Regions from separate parts of the Homo sapiens genome. Here region 1 is linked to region 2. A link is an interaction called in ENCODE POLR2A ChIA-PET data of the cell type or tissue named here. Cell type or tissue: Caco-2. All regions are shown on one strand. Each heading gives the region's core, and the rest is flanking DNA. Links, peaks and the distances in the headings are about the cores only. Region 1 overlaps DGUOK (deoxyguanosine kinase). Region 2 has its middle 18 kb from the start of BOLA3.

Region 1 (12,360 bases), core at 2,194-10,193, 190 kb before region 2:
TTCTCATACTCAGGATGCAAAGGTTCAGTCTCTGTCTTCAAAAGTGAGCTCCCAGTCTAGCTGGAGGGAGTGATGAGTGAACAAATAATTACAGCGTAATCCTTTGGTAAACCAGAGCAGGCAGTAATTAACTCTGCCTAGAGATGAAGTGGCGCTGGAGAGAGTTCAAGGAGGCTTCACAGAGAAGGTGGCAGTGGAAAGCTGAATCACCTGGTAGGCAAGGCGGGAGGAGGGGATGTCAGATCAGTGAGGGTCTTTTGTGCTGAGCAGATGAGTTTGGATCATAGGAAGGTGTGAGAAAATTTTTTGCCTTTTTTTTTTCGTAAACAGTTTTTCATGAAAAAAGGTCATCAAAGTAAAATGTATTAAGTTTTTTTTAAGCCTGCTGACTGATTTTTATTAACTTTGCCTAGAATGCCTTTAAGCTTGGAGCCTGTATGATCCTGGGTACTCAGTCTTGGGGTTGGAATATAACTTGAGGGCAAGCTCTCAGCCTAGATCATCATTTCAGTTATAGTACTTACCTCTGAGTAGCTACTCCATAAACATTTGTTGATTGAATGAGTGAGTGAATGAATGCAGCATCAAATACAGTATCTGAAATAAAGACTTCAATTTTTTTTGGAAGGACTTTTTAAAAAAGACATTAGACAGTTTTATATGTTCTGACTTTGTTGGATTTTGGTAAAAGATTTCAGAATTGGATTTTTTTTCTCATGTTTTTCATCTTGTTCAGGAGATGAAAATGCCTAGAGGTGATAAATATAGGCTCCTATGAAATACAGCTGTATTAGACGTAAAATAATGGGATCTGTTATTTTGGGTATTACATCATATGCTATCTTGCTGCTAGATTTTAGCATTACATAGCTATGGTAGGCATTGTCAGTTTATAGAAAATTTTGTGGGGAGAAAAAAACATGCCTTAGAAAAAGATGAGTGGTAACAACAGAACTCTTTGTCCCAGCTTGTGGAATGAGAATAGTGGAGCTAATGAAAATCAACATGTTGAAGTAATATACTCTTAAGAAAGTACCTTCCACCTTTTTTTAAGGTTGTGGCAATATAACAACAGAGAACACTGGTGGCCAGGGTCCTAAGGGAAGGTTTGATGCTGCTTGTAAGTTCTGATACCTTCCAAAATTCATAATACTGAGAGTATATTGAAAGACAGGCCGGGCGATGTGGCTAACCCCTGTCATCCCAGCACTTTGGGAGGCTGAGGCGGGCAGATCACCTGAGGTCAGGAGTTCAAGACCAGCCTGGCCAACATGGCGAAACCCTGTCTCTACTAAAAATACAAAAATTAGTCAGGTGTGGTGGCACGTGCTTATAGTCCCAGTTACTCGGGAGGCTGAGAGGCTGGAGAATCAGTTGAACCCGGGAGTTGGAAGTTGCAGTGAGCCGAGATCACCCCACTGCACTCCAGCCTGGGCAATAGAGCAAGACTCTGTCTCAAAAAAAAAAAAAAAGGAAAGAAAGATAACAGCAGTGGCCCGGCGCAGTGGCTCACGCCTGTAATCCCAACACTTTGGGAGACCAAGGCAGGTGGATCGCTTGAACTCAGGAGTTTGAGACCAACCTGGGCAACATGGTGAAACCCTGTATCTGCCAAAAATACAAAAATTAGCCGGGCGTGGTGGCACACACCTGTAGTGGTCCCAGCTACTCAAGAGGCTGAGGCAGGAGAATCGCTTGAACCCAGGAAACAGAGGTTGCAGTGAGCCGAGATTGTGCCACTGCACTCCAGCCTGGGCAACAGCTAGACTCTGTCTCAAAAATAAATAAATAAACAAACAATATATTGGACAGGTCAAACATACTGGACAGCTACTCAGGAGGCTGAGGTGAGAAGATCACCTGAGCCCAGGAGGCAGAGGTTGCTGTGAGCCAAGATCACACCACTGCACTCCAGCCTGGGTGACAGAGAGAGACCCCCATCTCAAAAGGAAAGATAGCAGCTAAGCTGGGATCTAACTAAATTGCAGTAAGTCTGAGATAGTGATATCATAAGAGATTGGCTGAAGAAGTATGGCTTTCTGTAGACAGGGGTGTTCTGGTCACTAGGAGGAGGCTTCTGAAGCAATGGAGAGCAAAACACCACCACTCTTAGGAACCCCCTGTGAACATCTTGAAACATTTGTCAAAACAAACAAACAAACAACACCCCAGCAAGAAGGGAAAAAAAAAATCTATGATGATCAGGTATCACAGCACTGAGAAAGTTATACTGTGTCTGGCTTTAATAAAACCATGTAACTTTGAATTATTTTTTAAAGTAATTATTCCACATCTGTGGGTGGTACCTGGCACAGCTCAGTTCCAGTGGAATTAGTTTAAGAAATACTGCCCTGTAGTGAATTACCCAGGCTCTCCAAGGCTGAGAAACATGGATGGCACAGCTCTCAGGACATTTCACCACCATTTACTGTCATTGTATGCTGAAGCTGCCTTGTGATTACTAAACTAGCTTTCCAGAAGCCTTGGAATGGGGCATGGGTTACAGAGTACCCTGAGTATTAGGTGTTATTGTTCCAGTCATTGGAACTGTATATTTCCTGTTACATCTAATTTGTTGGCATTCTAGAATTAATGTGTTTAAATTGCATGAGTCAATTTCTTGGAGTCCTGACTGCTCTTAGATGAACTAATAGTGTCTGACCTCAGAGCCCTTCCTTTCCATCTGCAACAGTTTTTTAAGGTAATTGTTTTTAACTTTTAAAAAATATAAGTAATTCTAACAATTGTTCAATCCCAGCCATCTAACAAATCAGCTACGTTTATCTTTTCATTTAATTAAAATAGCTTTTTAGCTATTAAATAGCAGGGACCATATTTTAGACTTGTTAAACAACCTACAATCTAAATATTGACCATCTGGGCCAAATATTTTAAGCGAGGGCTTACTCAGGGCAGACAGGTATCTGATAATATACACATTCAACCACTTCGCACCTGACCAGTGTGGTAGGAATTCAGAGCTAGAGAAGTCCTGAAGAAGTGGCACCTTAGGCTTGCTGGGGGAAAGGATTTAGACACAGGCCTGGAAGAGCAGGGGAGGGCATTTATTCATTGGAGTGTGGGAAGAGCAGGGATCGAACAGATGTGAAGAAGCACACACAAGTTAGGTGGAGGTGGGGACTGAGAGATGAGCGTGACTGTACAAATCCACAGATTCATGCTGTTTGTTCTTATCCTGCCTATTCAGAGAGGAGTTGGGGTGGCATGTAGTAAATGTCATCTATTAAATGTGTGGGTTCTTATGCTGAGACATCAGCACCCCAATCAGTAACCATAAGTGGAAGGATGCCCCCCTTCTTTCCCTTGAGAAAGATTACTTCTGATAGAGGAGATTGAGGTCCAGATACAGTCTTAAGATTTATTTTTTATTTTTCACAAATGTAGGTTTCAGAGGGAACTGAAATTAGTAATATATTGTGTATTTTATTCATTCAGCTAGGTCATTAGGTTGTAATTTGTTTTCTACCCTGGAGGAGCCCCATCCTGTAGCTGGAGAAACACAATGACAATTGCAGTGATGGAGTCTCACCCAGAATACCAACCATGCAGAAAGGAGGACTAGCTAATCCAGCTTAGAGGTGTCAGGATCTGGAAAGGCTTCACACAGGAGGTTCATCTAAACAGAACCTTGAGGATTGAGTAAGAGTTGGTCAGGTGAGGAGAGGAGGCGCTTCAGGAAATGGGAAAGCATATGCAAAGTCATATTTGCAAGAGAACATGGCATGATTGGAGTTTGGTCCTGCAGGAGGGTAGGCTACCTAAAGGAAAGCCAAGGCCAGAGAGGCATACACAGGGATCAGATCTTCTTGTGTCTTGCAGACCATGTTAAAGAGTTTGGAGTTTGTCATGAAGCTTGTTCAGGTCTTAGCTCAGATGTCACTAACTTCCCATTGCACTTAGAATAGAATTCAGACCTCTTACCATGGCCACAAGGCCCTATGTGATCTGGCCCCGGACTGCCCATGTGGCCACACCCATCTTGAGCCACTCCTCCATTGCTTGCCCTTGCTATAGCCAGTTAGCCGATAGAGAGCTGTCAAAAGATTGTAAGCAGTGTTATTTCATATTCAGTCTGGCCACAGTATGGAGCATGGATTGAAGAGAGCAAGGCCAGCATCAGAAAGGCAAGAGATGATAAGAGGCTGGTCTTGAGCATGGAGGTGGGAATGGAGAGAAAAGGACAAATATGAAAAATGTAGAAGCAAATGCAGAAGGATTTGGTGGCCACTGAGGTTTGGCAGAGGAGGGACTTCTGTCAGTGAGTGGATGGTGTGTTCATACCCTGAGGTCTGGGATACAGGAGGAAGCTCAATTTGGTGGGAAAGATGATTAGTTCATTTAGGAAATATGTTGACTTTGAGGTGTTTGTGGAATGTCCCAAGTGGAGATGTCTGGAGAGTTCTTGAATAGTCTCTGGAGCTCATGGAGGTATGGGCCAAACATTGGTATAAATGGGAAAAGATAACTTGAATGTTGTGGTACTAGGTTGATTTCATCTCCAAAATATTTCTCGAAACAACCACTACTTTTCACTCCTCTGCCATCACCTCGGGGCAAGCTGCTATATCTTTTAACTAGTCTGCCTGCTTCTGCTTCAGCCCATTCTTACACAGCTAGTGGAGTGATCTTCTAAAAATGAGAAGGAGTCTTATAATTTTCCTACTTAAAACCAATCTTCACTAACTTCCCATTGCCCTTAGAATAGAATTCAGTCTTCTTACCATAACTACAAAGCCCTGTATGACCTGGCCCTGGACTCCCTGTCTGGCCACACCCATGTTGAGCCACTTCTCCATCACTTGCTCATGCTGTAGCCATACTGTATGGCTTCTTCTAGGGCCTCAAACTTCTGTATTGTTGTGTGTCAAGTTCTTTCTCTCTTTCAGGTCTTTGCATATGCTACTCCCTTTGCATGAATTGTCATCTTTTAGGTCTTACCTCAGATGTCATTTTTTCAAGGGAGTCTCCTCTGACCTCCTGGGCTATATTAGTGCCATCCTGCATTTTTTCCTAGCACCTAACACAATATGTTAGTAGTTAATTGTGCGTTTGTATCACCCATACAAGCTCTGTGACGACAAAATCCATTCTGTGTTTTGTTTACCATTGTACCCACAGTTCCTGACAGTCCTGAGCTCATAGTCAGCACTCCATGAATATTTTTTAGATTTGTTGAATGAATGAGATTATAATCATTTTTATTTTTTGTCTTGAAAAACTTAGAAATTTTACACTGTCACAGTACAAATAGAATGGTGACTCAAGTGATAGAACTTATGGAGCTGATTTCATCTACTTTTACATTTTCAACTGTTATTAAATGCTCTGCCTCTGGAAGGTTGAGACATGGAAATTGCAAATTAAATCTTAAAAGGAATTTTTCCTCCCTATTGGCTGTATTCATTATGGTGGTTCTGGTTAGCATGAATTGATCTGTTATCAGTCTGACAATGGTACGGCTGCTGAGTTTGAAATTCAGAAAACTAATACTTGTTCCCTTGAGTTTGGGCGTTTGTGGCAGAGTTTAGTAGCAGCCTTCTCCTTCAGCCCTGATTTGGGAAGCATCCCAATACATGCTATTTGCATTGCAGCTGTGGGAAAGTCCACGTTTGTGAAGTTACTCACGAAAACTTACCCAGAATGGCACGTAGCTACAGAACCTGTAGCAACATGGCAGAATATCCAGGCTGCTGGCACCCAAAAAGTAAGTTTTTAGTTGTGGTGGGTAGTTGGCAGGCATGGGTGAATAATCTAATTGTCATAATTTAATTTACTCTCAGTGAGTAAAGTAGCCCAGTTTGAGTATCCTTTTTAAAATAGCTTCATTCCAGAAAGCAGACCACATACACCAGAGAGGATATGACTTGTTTGAATATGTGCAGTTTTGATTTTTGTGGTTTTTATATGTCTATCTAAGTGACTGCCTCTGTTGTTTGTGGTTTCCCAAAGCATGTCCAACCATCATGGATGGCTTTGAAGATGAATTTTGTCATTCCTACACTTAAGTATTTATATTATTACTTAAGCTAACCACTAGGATTAATAGCTAATTATAGTGATTTTAACTTTTTAAATAAAGTCTTAGAAATTAGAAGGGATATTAGAGAGGTTCCAGTCACACTTTGAGTCAATGGGAGAGGTTACAGCTAACATTTATGAGCATGTACTATGTGCCAGGCACTGTACTATGCCAAGCACAGTACATTTCACTTACACCTCATGGCTTAGGCCCTGGTGTCAAGACTATGGCTTTGGCAGAGGCCATAGAGTTGGTTTCCAGCCACATCAGTCTGAGTAAGGAAAGACTTGTTTCGACATGACCCTTAGAGGGAGCAGAAGCACCATGCCTCCTCAGGCACCATGAACTGCTCCTGCCGCCACCTGGGATATTCACTGAGTGGCACATTCTGGTTCTTAACTCTAATTACTAAACAGTTCTGCCTTTTAATGAGCCATGTTGCACCCCTGTGACTCTGACTCATTGGTTCAAGTTCTACCTCTTAAGTCTTTTAACTTTTCGCCGTAACAACCCTATATATAGTTGAAGGTAATGATTTTCCTGTTCTTTCTCCCCCTCAAGTCTCTCTCCTTTTTTTTTTTTTTTTGACAGTCTCATTCTGTCACCCAGGCTGGGGTGCAATGGTGTGATCTCGGCCCACTGTAACCTCCAACTCCTGGGTTCAAGTGATTCTCATGCCTCAGCCTCCTGAGTAGCTGGGACTATGGGTGCATGCCACCATGCTGGGATACTTTTTGTATCTTTAGTAGAGACAGGGTTTCGCCATGTTGGCCAGGCTGGTCTCAAACTCCTGGGCTCAAGTGATCCACCCACCTTGGCCTCCAAAGTGCTGGGATTATAGGCATGAGCCACCATGCCTGGTCAAGTCTTCTCTCTTTCAAGCCAAACACCTCCAGTTTTCCTCCAGGCTATTCTTTACTCTGAAGTAACTTTACCTAAGTGATGAGTCCTAGTTTGTTCACTTTCCACTTTGAATTTACTAAGAGTGCTACTTGGAGGTGAACAGGACATTCTGGATGTAGTCTAAGTGGGACAGAGTATCATGGAACTTGTTCTGGGTGCCATTTTTTTTTATTCCAACCCAGAATTGTGTTACCTTTTGTGGCTGGCATATCATGCCTATTGAGGATTTTTGCTGCTTAAGTTGTCTCTTTATATGTCTGTATGTGTGCCTGTGTGTGTATTTGTGAAATTAACTTTCCTATGCAGGAATAAATTACATATCTTTTTCTGAGTATGCCACAGGTCACCTGTGTGTATTTCAAAATACAGTCATGGGCTGCATAATGATGTTTCTGTCAATGATAGACCTTGTATACAATGGTGGCCCCATAAGATTATAACAACATATTTTTACTGTACCTTTTCTATGTTTAGATACACAAATACTTACCATTGTGTTACAGTTGCCTACAGTATTCAATACAGTAGCATGCGATACAGCTTTGTAGCCTAGGAGCAATAGGGTGTGTCATATAGCATAGGTGTGTAGCAGGCTATCCCATCTAGGTTTGTGTGAGTACATTTTCTGATGGTCACACAGTGACAAAATTGTCTAACGACACATTTCTCAGAACATATTCCTGTTGTTAAGTGGTACATGATTGCATGTCCACAATTGTTTGATATTCCTCCCTTCTAGAAGTAGAGCGTAATTCTTGCCTTGAATGCAGCTGGACTTTGTGATTTGTTTCTAGTAAATAGAAAGTAGCAAAAATAAGAAATACCTTTCTAGGGTAGGTCATAAGAGACACTGTAGCTTCCATCTTGTTCTGGGGGAAGCCAGCTGCCATGTCAGGAAGCAGCCTTTTCAAGGGGGCCACACGGAAGGAACTGAGGCCTCCTGTGAACAGGTACGTGAGTCTTTTTGGAATTGGATCTTTCAGCCACAGTCCAGCCTTCATACAACTGTAGCCTCAGCCAACATCTTGACTGAAACTTCATGAGAAACCCTGAGGCCCAGCCACCCAGCTAAGCTCCTTCCCAAATTCCTTCCCCATAGAAACTGAGATAATGAATGTTTTTGTTTAAGCCACTGAATTCTGGCATAATTTGTTAGGCAGCAATAGATAACTAATCATCCTGTAATCCCATTATTCAGAAGTAAAATGGACATTTTTCTACAGAGAAAATGTATAGATTTACATATACTTACATAAATGTATAAAATATATATACATTTGCTTTTTGAAACAAAAATTTTGATTGCCACCTGTATGTCACTTAATAGACAAGATCTCCCTTTCACAGTGATATCATTTTAATGGTTGTAGTGTACTGCATAATATGAATATTATCATTTAGTTATCCAGTCCTCTATTTTGAATGTTTAGTTTTCTAATTTCTTCCTATTATAAGCAGTGTTGCAATGATGAATATCATTGTAGCTATACTGCTTGTTTTTTAATATAAAGCCATGTTTTGTGTATCTTTTTGTTCTTTAGTGAATTGCCTGTCCAAACCCCTTGCCTTGTTTTTTTCTATTGAGATCTTCATCTTTGTGTAATGGCTTCATAAAAACTCATTGTATGTTAAGTATATTAACTCTGTCATATATTTGTTTGTCATTTTCTTTTTTTTTTTTTTTTTGAAACGGGGTCTCGCCTTGTCGCCCAGGCTGGAGTCCAGTGGTGTGATCTTGGCTCAGTGCAACCTCTGCCTTCCGAGTTCAAGCAGTTCTCCCTGCCTCAGCCTCCTGAGTAGCTGGGATTACAGGTGCCTGCCACCACACCCAGCTAATTATTGAATATTTAGTAGAGATGGGGTTTCACCATGTTGGCCAGGCTGGTCTGGAACTCCTGACCTCAGGTAATCCACCTGAATTGGCCTCCCAAAGTGCTGAGATTACAGGCGTGAGCCACTGCGCCCGACCATGTCATTTTTCTTTTATCTTGGTATATAATATATTTTTACAATATAATACATTTCAGTTTTTATGTAGTCTAACCTGTCCTTCTTTTTCCTCATAGTTAGCACCTTTGATGTTAAAATTGTAGCCCAGGAGTATAAAAATAATCTATTTCTTTTTGTTGCTTTTATGGTTTTATGTTTTATGTGGCTTTACAAGTTATAAGACTTTAGTTTTTTCACAAATGGTTATCTACTTAGCCAGTAGTATTCTTGTTTATTCCTGAGCAGAATATATATTTTGTTTTTATTGTGACTGAGATCTTTTTTCCACATCATCTTCTGAAACTGGTTATTGCTGTTTTAATGGAAAACAGTTGATTGTTATATTTATCTTATATGATTTAATTTCTCATTATTTTTTTATTTGCTTGAAGTTTTGGAAAATAATAGTTGTCTCTAAATAGTAATCATTTGAAAGAGTTTTCTAATATCTGTGCCACATTTCTATTTTCTTGTTTTCTTTCATTGGGTAGAACTTCCAGAGCAATATAAACTAATAGCAGTGAGGGTAGTTTCCTTATCTTGTTCTGTCATTAATGAAACTGCCTCTAATATATCAGTGTTAAGTTTAATGTTTATTATTCATTTCAGTAGACCGTGTGGTACACGTACCCTTTTGTTACTAGAATAGTAACTGTTTTTATCATGATCAAATGTTGAATTTCCATCAAAAACCACTTTAGCATCTAGTGAGATAAACAAGGGGTTTTTCTTTTTAATCTCTTAGTATTAGTCATAGATTTAATAATGGTACCATCCTCACATTTCTAGAATGAACTTTTTTTTGGTCATGATGTACTATTCCATTAATTTGGTAATGTGTTGTTTGGAATTTTGCATGTATATTTATTTATACAGTTGGTTGGTATTATTATTTGTGTGTATGGTGATTTTTGTTTGTTTTGACTTTTGGGTTCTTTTTAGGCAGGGTCTTCCTCTGTCACCCAGGCTGGAGTGTAGTGGCATGATCATAGCTCACTGCAGCCTTGAAGTCCTGGACTCAGGTATCTTCCCACCTCAGTCTCTTGGTGAGTTGGGACTATAGGTGCATACCACTGTCCCCATCTACTTAAAAATTTTTTTTTTTTTTTTTTTGTAGAGATAGGGTCTCACTTTGCTGCCCAGGCTGGTCTCGAACTCCTGGGCTCAAGCGACCCTTCCACCTCGGACTCCCAAGGTGTTGGGACCACAGATGTGAGCTGTGATGCCTGGCCCATGTGTAGTTTGTGACAGGTTTTACCATCAATGTTATGAAAATAAATGGAGAAATTTTGCATCTTTTCTAGCATAGAAATGATCTATTCCTTGAAGGTATGATAGAAATCATCTTTAAGATTATATGGATTCAGTACTGTTTGAGGGGAATCATTATTGGACAACTGTTTTCTGCCTCAGTTATTCAGGTTTTTTTTTTTTTTTAAGATGGAGTTTTGCTCCTGTTGCCCAGGCCAGAGTGCAATGGCACGATCTCAGCTCATTGTAACCTCCGCCTCCCAGGTTCAAGCGATTCTCCTGCCTCAGCCTCCCAAGTAGTTGGGATTACAGGCATACCACCATGCCCGGCTAATTTTGTATTTTTAGTAGAGACAGGCTTTCACCATGTTGGCCAGACTGGTCTCGAATTCCTAACCTCAGGCGATTCACCCACTTTGGCCTCCCAAAGTGCCGGGATTACAGGCATGAGCCACCATGTCCAGCCCCTAGGGAGAATTTCTTAAGCTGATACTCTTTTCTTTTTCTTTAAAGAGTCTCACTCTGTCACCCAGGCTGGAATGCAGTGGCCCTATTATAGCTCACTGCAGCATTGCTTCTCAGCCTTTTGGCTAAGATCAAGTGTATAGCTCACTGTAGCACTGAACTCCTGGGTTCAAGCAAATCCTCCCACCTCAGCCACCAGAGTAGCTGGGACTACAGGCATGCACCACTATGCCCAGGTAACTTTTAAATTTTTTTGTGGAGACAGAGTCTCACTATGTTGCCCAAGTTAGTCTTGAACTCTTGGCCTCAAGCAATCCTCCTGCCTTGGCCTCCCAAAGTGCTTGGGTTATAGGTGTGAGCCCCCATACCTAGCCCTTAAACTGATACTCTGTAAGGATCTTCTAATTCACTAATTAGGTTTACTGCATTATACAGTCTGCTAGCTACCATCTTCATTATCTTCATTGGGTGTTTTACTTGGGCAATTGCATTTTTCACCTCTAAGAAAGTTATTTTCTTATTGTTCCTTTTTTATGATAGCTTATTCTTGTTTTATCAGCAAGGCCGTATCTTTTGTTTTCTCCTGTTTCTGACAACAGCCCTGTCTGAGCACAGAGACTAGTCCTCTCCTTTTGAATTGCTAAGTATTTTTGTGTCCAATTATTGTTCATCTGTTTGCTTATATTTTTGGAAGGATGTTTGCATTTGTTCTGTAGCTGAGATGGGTTCTTTCAGAAATTGTGTTGGTTTCTTTTACATTTTTGGTTCCAGAAGAGTCTCTCTTTGATAGCCCAAAGCCCACTGGTGCAATAGAACCCACCAGTCAACCTATTGCATCTGCCAGCACAGCACTCCGCTCCACATACAGTGTGTGAATTGTGCAACAGGCCCAGGGCTGCTCCCAACCATCTCTAGTGACACCACAGAGACTACAGGAGACACAAATTTGTCCTCCTACTTCTACCTCCAGCTCTTAGTCAGGGGCCACGTGTGAGGCTGGTATGTGTGGGCTTGCGGGGTCAGAAGGAGGGAAATCCCGAAAATACCTCTGAGTTAAATGCTTTTCTGGTCCACTCTGCTCTATATGTGTTGTTTCTGCTGAAGCCTTTCAAAGGGCTAAGACCCTTCTTTGGAATCTAATAGTGCTATTTTGCCAAATTGGACTTCTTACTGTTGTTGAATCTTTTTTCTCCTTCTGTCCTGTTGTCTCTACCTGAAGTACAATCTTCTTAATCTCCATTTCCATCTGTGAGAATTCTACTCATCAGTTACTTCCCAGCTTAATGCCACTTTCTTTCAGAAACTCCCTGAGATTCCTTCCACCATCAGTAATCGTCCCTTCATCACATGTTCTGCCTTACATTCCAGCTTCGTACATCCTCATCACCCTCTTCCTTTTTGCACTGTGAGCTCTTTGAGTTCAGGAACTGTCTTGTTCACCTTTAGATGGAGGGTGTTGGAATGATGAGGTTAGAGGAAGCCAGGTTTGAGTCCCTTCAACATTTACTCGCCATGAAACCTTGCACAAGTAAGTTACTTAACCTCTGAGTGGATTTTCCCCTCTGGAAAATGGGCATTACAACAGTACCTACCTCATGAAGCTGTTTTGAAGATTAATTGAGGTAACATACCACAGTAAAGGTTGAAATAAATGTTAATTCCTTTTTCTATACCCTTACGGTACCCTGCCCATGTAGCGCCTCATCCACACA
Region 2 (8,000 bases), core at 1-8,000:
GAAATTCCATAAACATTTCTTCTTTTGGCAGCATTTATAAATAACAAAAAAGTTGTATTCTAGCTTCTAACCATCCTTTGTGAATAAGAAGTGTGGCATTGTGGAGGTACAGAAGACTTCAGCTCTCATATATAGTACCTGCCATAAATTAAAGTATGCTAAAATTTTTTTTTTTTTTAACTTTATAGAGATGAGGTCTCACTGTGTTGCCCAGGCTGGTCTCAAACCCCTAGCCTCAAGCAATCCTCTTGCCTCAGCCCCCTAAAGTGTTGGGATTACAGGCATGAGCCACCATGCCCAGCTGAATGTTATACTTTGTAGCTCAGTAAATTGAACTATGCTAGTTTGTTAAATTTTACCATTATTCACTTAGAGAAAATCACAAACAAAATTTAAAATCTCAATTTTCTTTGAGGCAAGGGTCTTGCTATATTGTCCAGGCTGGTCTTGAACTTGTGGCTCAGGTGATCCAACCACCTCAGCCTCTGAGTAGCTGGGATTCTCACCCTTTTTGAGTACAGAAGTAAATAAGTACTTGCACTAAAATTTTGTATTTTTTCTTAAACATGGTTAAGATTATTGTTTTCATCATAATTAACCTATCATGTCTATTTGATCCCATAGAGCCAATTGAAATCTGGAGAAATTTGGTCAGTTAACCTGTTGGTTTTTATATATGGCACCAACTGATCTCTACCAGATTGACACAGTAGATCAGCTGTTTTAATGCTGAAAAGAGAAGCTTATATAAATACAGTGCACATCTATTAATGCTTCTCACGTCTGTAGTTCTGTTTCAGGCAGAGGTTTTTTGGCATAGGACCTGTATTCAGCTCACACTTTCCTAGGCTGGCTATGAGTAGAATGCCTCGTGGCAGTAGCTACACTCATACATAGGCATTGATCTTAGATCTGTGTAGAGTTTTAAATCATTGGCATCTTTTAGGCCTAAATTTTATATTTGCTGGATTTTTTTTTTTTTTTTTTTTGAGATGGAGTCTTGCTCTGTCACCCAGGCTGGAGTGCAGTGGTGCATCTCTGCTCACTGCAAGCTCCGCCTCCCGGGTTCACACCATTCTCCTGCCTCAGTGTCCCACGTAGCTGGGACTACAGGCACCCGCCACCACTCCCGGCTAATTTTTTGTATTTTTTCAGTAGAGACGGGGTTTCATCGTGTTAGCCAGCATGGTCTCAATCTCCTGACCTCATGATCCACCTGCCTCGGCCTCCCAAAGTGCTGGGATTACAGGCGTGAGCCACCACACCCAGCCTGGAATTTTTTTAAAGCAGTAAATGTAAACGCTAACTTTAGAAAATATTAATAATATGATTAATTTTAGCCAGAATAAAATAATTTGCCATCTTTATAGAAATCTGGCCACGTAGGAATTAGCATTCTTAAAATTGGCACTGAAGCCAGAAGATGGATAGTGAAATTGGTCACATGCATAGACAGCTACCAAGTCCAGTGTTTAATGGTGCCCAGTGAAGAGGATTGAAGCACACACCAGAGAAGCAGCTGTAACTGGGTCAGAAGAAAAGTGTCAGGCTGAGACTTAGTTTTAGGTAGAAAAATGAGCTGCTTGCCTCTACATTCATTATTGGCTCATCTCATAAACTCAAATGAGGGGATCAGAAGCTGGCAGAAGGGACGGACTCATGCTTGTTGATCCGGATGACCTCTGTTTCAAGGTTCCAGCAATGAGTTAGCTTACATTTTACAAGGTCTCCCAAAGTGAAATGTAGTAGTCTTTACTTAGTGACAGACTAATTTACAACTATGTAATTCTTTTAAGTTTGTAATTAAAATTTCTTCTGAATTATTAATGGCTTTATTGACATGATGTTAATAAAGCCTCTCATCTTGCTGTTAAGTATTGTAGTGAGAAAATCAGCTGACCTGGAAACCATGGGGATTGGTTCTAATGAGCCATAAATGCTTCCCCTCTTCCTTCAGCACTAGTAGACTACCAGCTTTAGGCATTTAACCAAACGAATTGGAGACAGAAAATATTAAAATCCAGCCATCCTATATCAGATGATGAACTCATTTCCAGACTAACTACCCAAGAAAGCAAGTTAAACACTGTAAAAGCCTAAAACGGGGCAAGTTGGGATTAGCTTTTAAAATGCCTGCCTTGAAAAACACATTATTCTGTGAGGTTTTTTTTTTTTCTTTAAAGTTGTGCAAATTTGATTCGGAAAAATAGCTTAATAGGTTTGTATAGGGCACGGGAGAAGGGGTTGTGTGCATAAATGTATGATGATTATTTTAAGTGTGTGCTTCAGCAGCGACAACAAACAGATGAAGATACGTGATACTGACTAAACAGGCAAGAGTATTTTCTAGTCTCAGTTCTTCTAGTCAATGCCTAAAGTATTAGAAAAAGTACTGAAACAATTCCCAAAGCATCAGGAATTTCCATTTCTAGTCAAAATATTGTTTGTTTTCTTCCAACAGTTCTGTTAAATAAAAGGAAAAGTTATAAAGTTTTAGAGATATATTTAATGTCACAGGTTAATAATGTGTGTATAGAAGCCTTCTCTAACCTTGTTTGTAAATCTACCAAACCTCACCTCAAACAGTGTTCTCCTTAAACCCATCCTTTTTGTGCAAAGCTACTGCTTCCTGATGTCCATAACTCAAGGCATTTTTTTTTTCGCTTGGTGTAGTTTCTGAAATGTGATTATTTAATGTTTGCCAAGATGTTTGGAATAGAGTAACTTTCAACTAATCAATTGATTGTGACTTTCTTCTTTTGTAGTTTTTGTTTTTAAAATTGCTTTCTGTCAAACCCATCTATAATTCCCCCAGAATATATTTATATGGACTAAGGCTTACCAAAAATAAGGAAAATCGGAGAAACTGCCACCGCCAGGAGGAGCCAAGGGGACATGATGACTAAATGTAATCTGGTTTCATGGAGGGGCTACCTAGAAAAAAGACATTAAGGGAAGACTAAGGAAACTTGAATAAAGTATGGGCTCTCCTTAATAATAGTGTAACAAATTCATTGTAACAAATGCCCCATACTAACGTAAGATGTGAATAATCAGGGAAACTGGATGTGGGACATATGGGAACTCCACTATCTTCAAAATTTTTCTGTAAATGTAGAACTGTTCTAAAACAATAAAGACTATAAAAAAATAATAAAGACTATTAGAAAAAAAAAAAGGCTGGGCTTATGCTTGTAATCCCAAGACTTTGGGAGGCCAAGGCAGGAAGATCACTTGAGGGCAGAAATTTGACCAGCCTGGGCAACATAGTAAGACCTCAACTCTACAACAACAACAACAACAACAATAAAATAGCCAGGCATGGTGGTGCACACCTATACTCCCAGCTACTTGGGAGGCTGAGGTGGGAGGATCAGCTGAGCCCCAGAAGTCAAGGCTGCAGTGAGTTGTGAATGCACAACTGCACTTCAGACTGGTTGACAGAGATCCTGTCTCAATTTAAAAAAAAAAAAAAAAAAAAAAAAAGGCTGGGCATGATGGCTCACACCTATAATCCCAGCACTTTGGGATTAGTGCTGGGATTGAGGCAGGCAGATCACCTGAGGTCGTGAGTTTAAGAACAGCCTGACCAACATGGAGAAACCCCATCTCTACTAAAAATACAAACTTAGCTGGGCATGGTGGCTCATGGCTCATACCTGTAATCCCAGCTACTCAGGAGGCTGAGGCAGGAGAATCTCTTGAACCCGGGAGGCAGAGGTTGCAGTGAGCCGAGATTGCACCATTGCACTCCAGCCTGGACAACAAGAGTGAAACTCCGTCTCAAAAAAAAAAAAAAAAAAAAAAAAAAAAAAACCCGGCCGGGCACAGTGGCTCATGCCTGTAATCCCAGCACTTTGGGAGGCTGAGGCAGGCAGATCACCTGAGGTCAGGCGTTTGAGACCAGCCTGGCCAACATGGTGAAACCTCGTCTCTACAAAAAACGCAAAAATTAGCCAGGAGTGGTGGCAGGCACCTGTAATCCCAGCTACTCAGGAGGCTGAGGTGGGAGAATTGCTTGAACCCAGCAGGCAGACTATAGTGAGCCAAGATCGCACCACTGTGCTCCAGCCTGGGAGACAGAGCAAGACCCTGTCTCAAAAAAAAAAATGAATTGAAAAAACCTTAAGGGCATTACTTGAACATCAGTTGTTTTACTCTTTTATGTGATCATCTTTTGTGCCCCCAATGACTTTTTTGTTTTTATATCTTCCAGAGAGAGGCAGGAGTCTGTTGTTACACTCACACTGAATTCCCTGGTGGCTGCTTTATTGGCTTTAGGCCAGGTGCAGTGGCTCACGCCTATAATCCCAGCACTTTGGGAGGCCGAGGTGGACGGATTACCTGAGGTCAGGAGTTCGAGACCAGCCTGGCCAACATGGTGAAACCCCATCTCTACTAAAAAACACAAAAATTAGCCGGGCTTGGTGGCAGGCACCTGTAATACCAACTACTTGGGAGGCTGAGGCAGGAGAATGGCTTGTACCCGGGAGGCAGAGGTTGCAGTGAGCGGAGATTGTGCCACTGTATTCCAGCCTGGGAGACAAAGCAAGAGTCTGTCTCAAAAAAAAAAAAAAAAAAGTTGGCTTTAGTATAGACACTTGGGTTCACAGTTTTGTTTGACCATAGTCACTATGGTTGCTTAGTCTTATTGCAAAAGAAAAGAACCCGTCGGGCATCTTTTAGGTGTACTCTCATCTGCCACCCTAAACACCTTTTCCTTACAGAAAAAATAAATTACACAAATGCTCTTTTAAGTTCACAGCCACAGGGTATCTTACCAGGAGCTAAGAAATGAGGTCAGCTTCCTGGAATGAGGTGCCTAAGGGTAGAGCTGACTCCTAGCATAGCCCGACCAGCAATATTAGCGCCAGTGCAGGTACAAATGTTGGCTGATTGGGCAGGGAGTGGAGAGGCGGTGAGCGTGCAAGAGTGCGCGCTCTGCGGGTTGCGCTCCTTTTGGTGGCCCGAAGAAGGCAGCTGGAGCTCACAAGCCACTGCTGGCGGACTTGAACCGAGAGTGAGTGTCTTATGTAAGACATTTCTTGCAGAGTCGTGGCGAGGAAGCGCGGACTAGGGCGCGCTTGCTGCTCTCCAACAACGTCTGGACCCGGGGATCGAGGGCAGCGGAACCCCCTCCCGTCCCTCCATCTCCACCTTCTCTGTGCTTGGGTGCACCCTGTGGATACAGCCGGCCTGAGGGACCGCAGACTCGTCGGGCTGCTTTCTGATGAGAGGATTAACAAACAATTGCCGGCTGCGACCATTTTGCAGGACAGGCATCTTCTGCGCGCAGGCCACGTCGGGCCTGCCCGGGCTCTGGCTGCCTGGAAGTGCTCCCGCTGTTCACCCCGCGGAATTAGGGGTTGGGGGGCAGTTCCCCGCAAATGGGTGAGGGGGTGGAGGCGAGGTGAATTAATGGATACGCAGTAGCCCCATCGAGGGAAAAGGGGTTGGACGGAGGGGAACTGCGGTGGGCAGGGCAGGCCTAGGGGGCTGGTAGGGGATAAAGAGGAGAGTCCCCCTGTACGGTGACTTACCTGGTCTCGGTGCCTCCGCTCTCCCGTTCCCTCACTAATGAGACTCTTAAATCTGGCAGGGACCCAGGAAGGGATATTTGTAATTATTCCAGGTGGTTCGAATTTGCAGCCAGAATGGGAATCACTGTATCTTCTTTACTTCAATGCCTGCTTTCTCTTAGCACGTTCTTGCCACAACCCTTCATTCATGACCTTCTCAGTCCATTTGTTCAGCTTTGGCCTCTCCAGTCCATTATCTCCGCACTTCCCGATTTGGATTCGCAGGTCCGTTAGCCCTGAGCGCTCCAGCAGCCATTGTCTGGTCGGTGGACTGGCTCTCCGCGGGTCATTCACTCACCTTTCCCACTCTGGATTCCCAAGAAAGGGAATTGAAACCATTGGCTCCTAACCAGTCTGTGTCTGGGTGGGGCTTTGCAGCCTCAGGTCCTCTCTCAGGTTACTGGCCACCCTGTCCCCTACACTGCTAGTTAGGTGGTCTAACCAGGGCTGAGGGGCACTACAGGAACCCAGGAACAAAATGTGCCCAGGGGAGGGCTGTGGAGCAGGCAGTTTCCCCTACACTGACTTGCCCAGTCAGCCGGCACCTCAGGGAACTTTGGGTTTTCCACTGGAAAACCGCACACTGTTTTTAAAACGACACTGAGCTCAGAAGACCTCTCATGTGAACCTAGCACTTTCCACAAGCAACACTTAATCAAAAAGCTAGGAGGTGGCTACATCCGATGCAATGCTATACTCTAGCCACTGGGATTAAACACGTTCTTCTCGTTTTCTAATCCGTCAATTAAAAAAACCTGTGATTCCTCTCCCAACTTTCCTTTTAATTTGGGGGGAAGAACAACTGGGTGGGGGGGCCCTATTTGTTTCCAGATTTAGAAGCATTTAGGGGATTACACATTTCACAAGCCCGAAGAGTTCTCTGGTTGCGGGTGGGGTGAAGCAGAAGGAAGAGTCCCCTGTCTTCTGGTGTCCGGAGGTTCCTAGGCGGCTTGGCCCACAAAGCCACACTTATCTTTTCCTCCAGTCAAGAACATCTGCTGCTTTGTCCCAGCCCTTCTTTGAAGAATAGAACCCCCTCTTCTTTTGGTAACGCCTTCTCTCTCCACTTCAAGCCAGAGTCCAGCTAGAGGCTGCAATTTTATATGCCCCCTGGACCCCACCTGGTTAGTCCAGGTGGCTCCTAATTCAAGATGAGCCAATCAGAGCCCTTCCTGGGAACTCCAAAAGAAAGTTTGCTCTTACAACGCGTTAGGCCAGGTGGCTCCTAATTCAAGATGAGCCAAACAGAGGCCGTCCTGGGGACTTGAAAACAAAGTCTGCTCTTCCCACGGCCTGAACAGGACCTCACTGTGTGCCATCCAGGCTGAGTGCAATGACACAATCACAGCTTACTGCAGCCTCAAACTCCTGGGCTCAAGTGATCCTGCTGCCTCAGCCTCCAGAGTTGCTAGGGCTACAGGTGCATGTCACCACAACTGGCATTTTTTTAATTTTTTGTAGAAACAGTGTCTTACTTGTTGCCCAGGCTGGTCACAAACTCCTTGGCTCAAGCAATTCTCCCATCTCTGCCTCCCAAAGTGTTGGGATTACAGATGTGAGCCACCACATCTGGCTGAACTGGACATTAAAATATATAAATTAAGAGGTACTGGCATTCAAGTCACCACTGTATGGCAGATGCCAATCTAGAGTGAGAGATAATAAAGCTGATCTGTAGAGAGGAAGGGACAGCAGATGAAGGGGAGACCCAGTGGCACTGGTGTTCCTGACTCTTAGCTGGACCCGTGTCCTTTCTGCAATTTGGCTCTTTTTCTTTTCTTTTTTTTTGTTCTTTTTTTCTTTTTGATACGGAGTCTGGCTCTGTCATCCAGGCTGGAGTGCAGTAGCGTGATCTTGGCTCACTGAAGCCTCTGCTTCCCAGGTTCGAGAGATTCTCCTGCCTCAGCCTCCCGAGTAGCTGGGACTACAGGCATGTGCCACTATGCCTGGCTAATTTTTGTATTTTTTTTTTTTTTTTTTTTTAGTTGAGACAAGGTTTCACCATGTTGGCCAGGCTGGTCTTGAACTCCTGACCTCAAGTGATCCACCCACCTCAGCCTCCCAAAGTGCTGGGATTACGCGCGTGAGCCACCGTGCCCAGCCCGAAGTTTGGCTCTTCAACCCGTCTGTCAATAAGTGAGAGTCCCCCGTGTTCCTTCAGTAATGAACAAACATATTAATTATCAATTGCTGCATAAAAATGTAACCCCAAACACTGGCTTAAAACAACAAACACATATATGTATTTCACAGTTTCTCTTGGTCAGAAATTGGGGAGTGGCTCAGCTGAGTGGCTGTGGCTCAACCTGCAGTCAGGATGCCAGCTGGGGCTGCAATCTTCTGATGGCTTGACTGTGGCTGAAGGATCCACTTCCAAGGTGGCTCACCCACATGGCTCTTGTCCTGGCAGAAGGCCTCATT

Evidence for each region. Peaks named below come from ENCODE experiments on the same cell type or tissue, not always from the same donor. Only the 100,000 strongest peaks of a DNase experiment are listed, where the experiment ranks them.
Region 1: POLR2A ChIA-PET joins it to region 2 with 6 read pairs; 7 of 35 experiments call an interaction of 5 or more read pairs at or near these places.

What each region holds. Positions count from the first base shown.
Region 1 is chr2:73,933,298-73,945,657 of GRCh38, forward strand. It overlaps DGUOK (deoxyguanosine kinase), which reads left to right. Exons shown (of 7, transcript NM_080916.3): 2 at 5,613-5,725. Among named protein-coding and RNA genes, the nearest start is that of DGUOK, 13 kb to the left of the region's middle. RefSeq lists an enhancer at 4,041-4,540. In Caco-2, for the core only: no CTCF peak of the experiment used is centred there; a DNase peak (open chromatin) is centred at 6,356.
Region 2 is chr2:74,125,532-74,133,531 of GRCh38, forward strand. It overlaps a transcript of TET3 not described here. Among named protein-coding and RNA genes, the nearest start is that of BOLA3, 18 kb to the right of the region's middle. RefSeq lists an enhancer at 4,611-5,224. In Caco-2, for the core only: no CTCF peak of the experiment used is centred there; no DNase peak of the experiment used is centred there.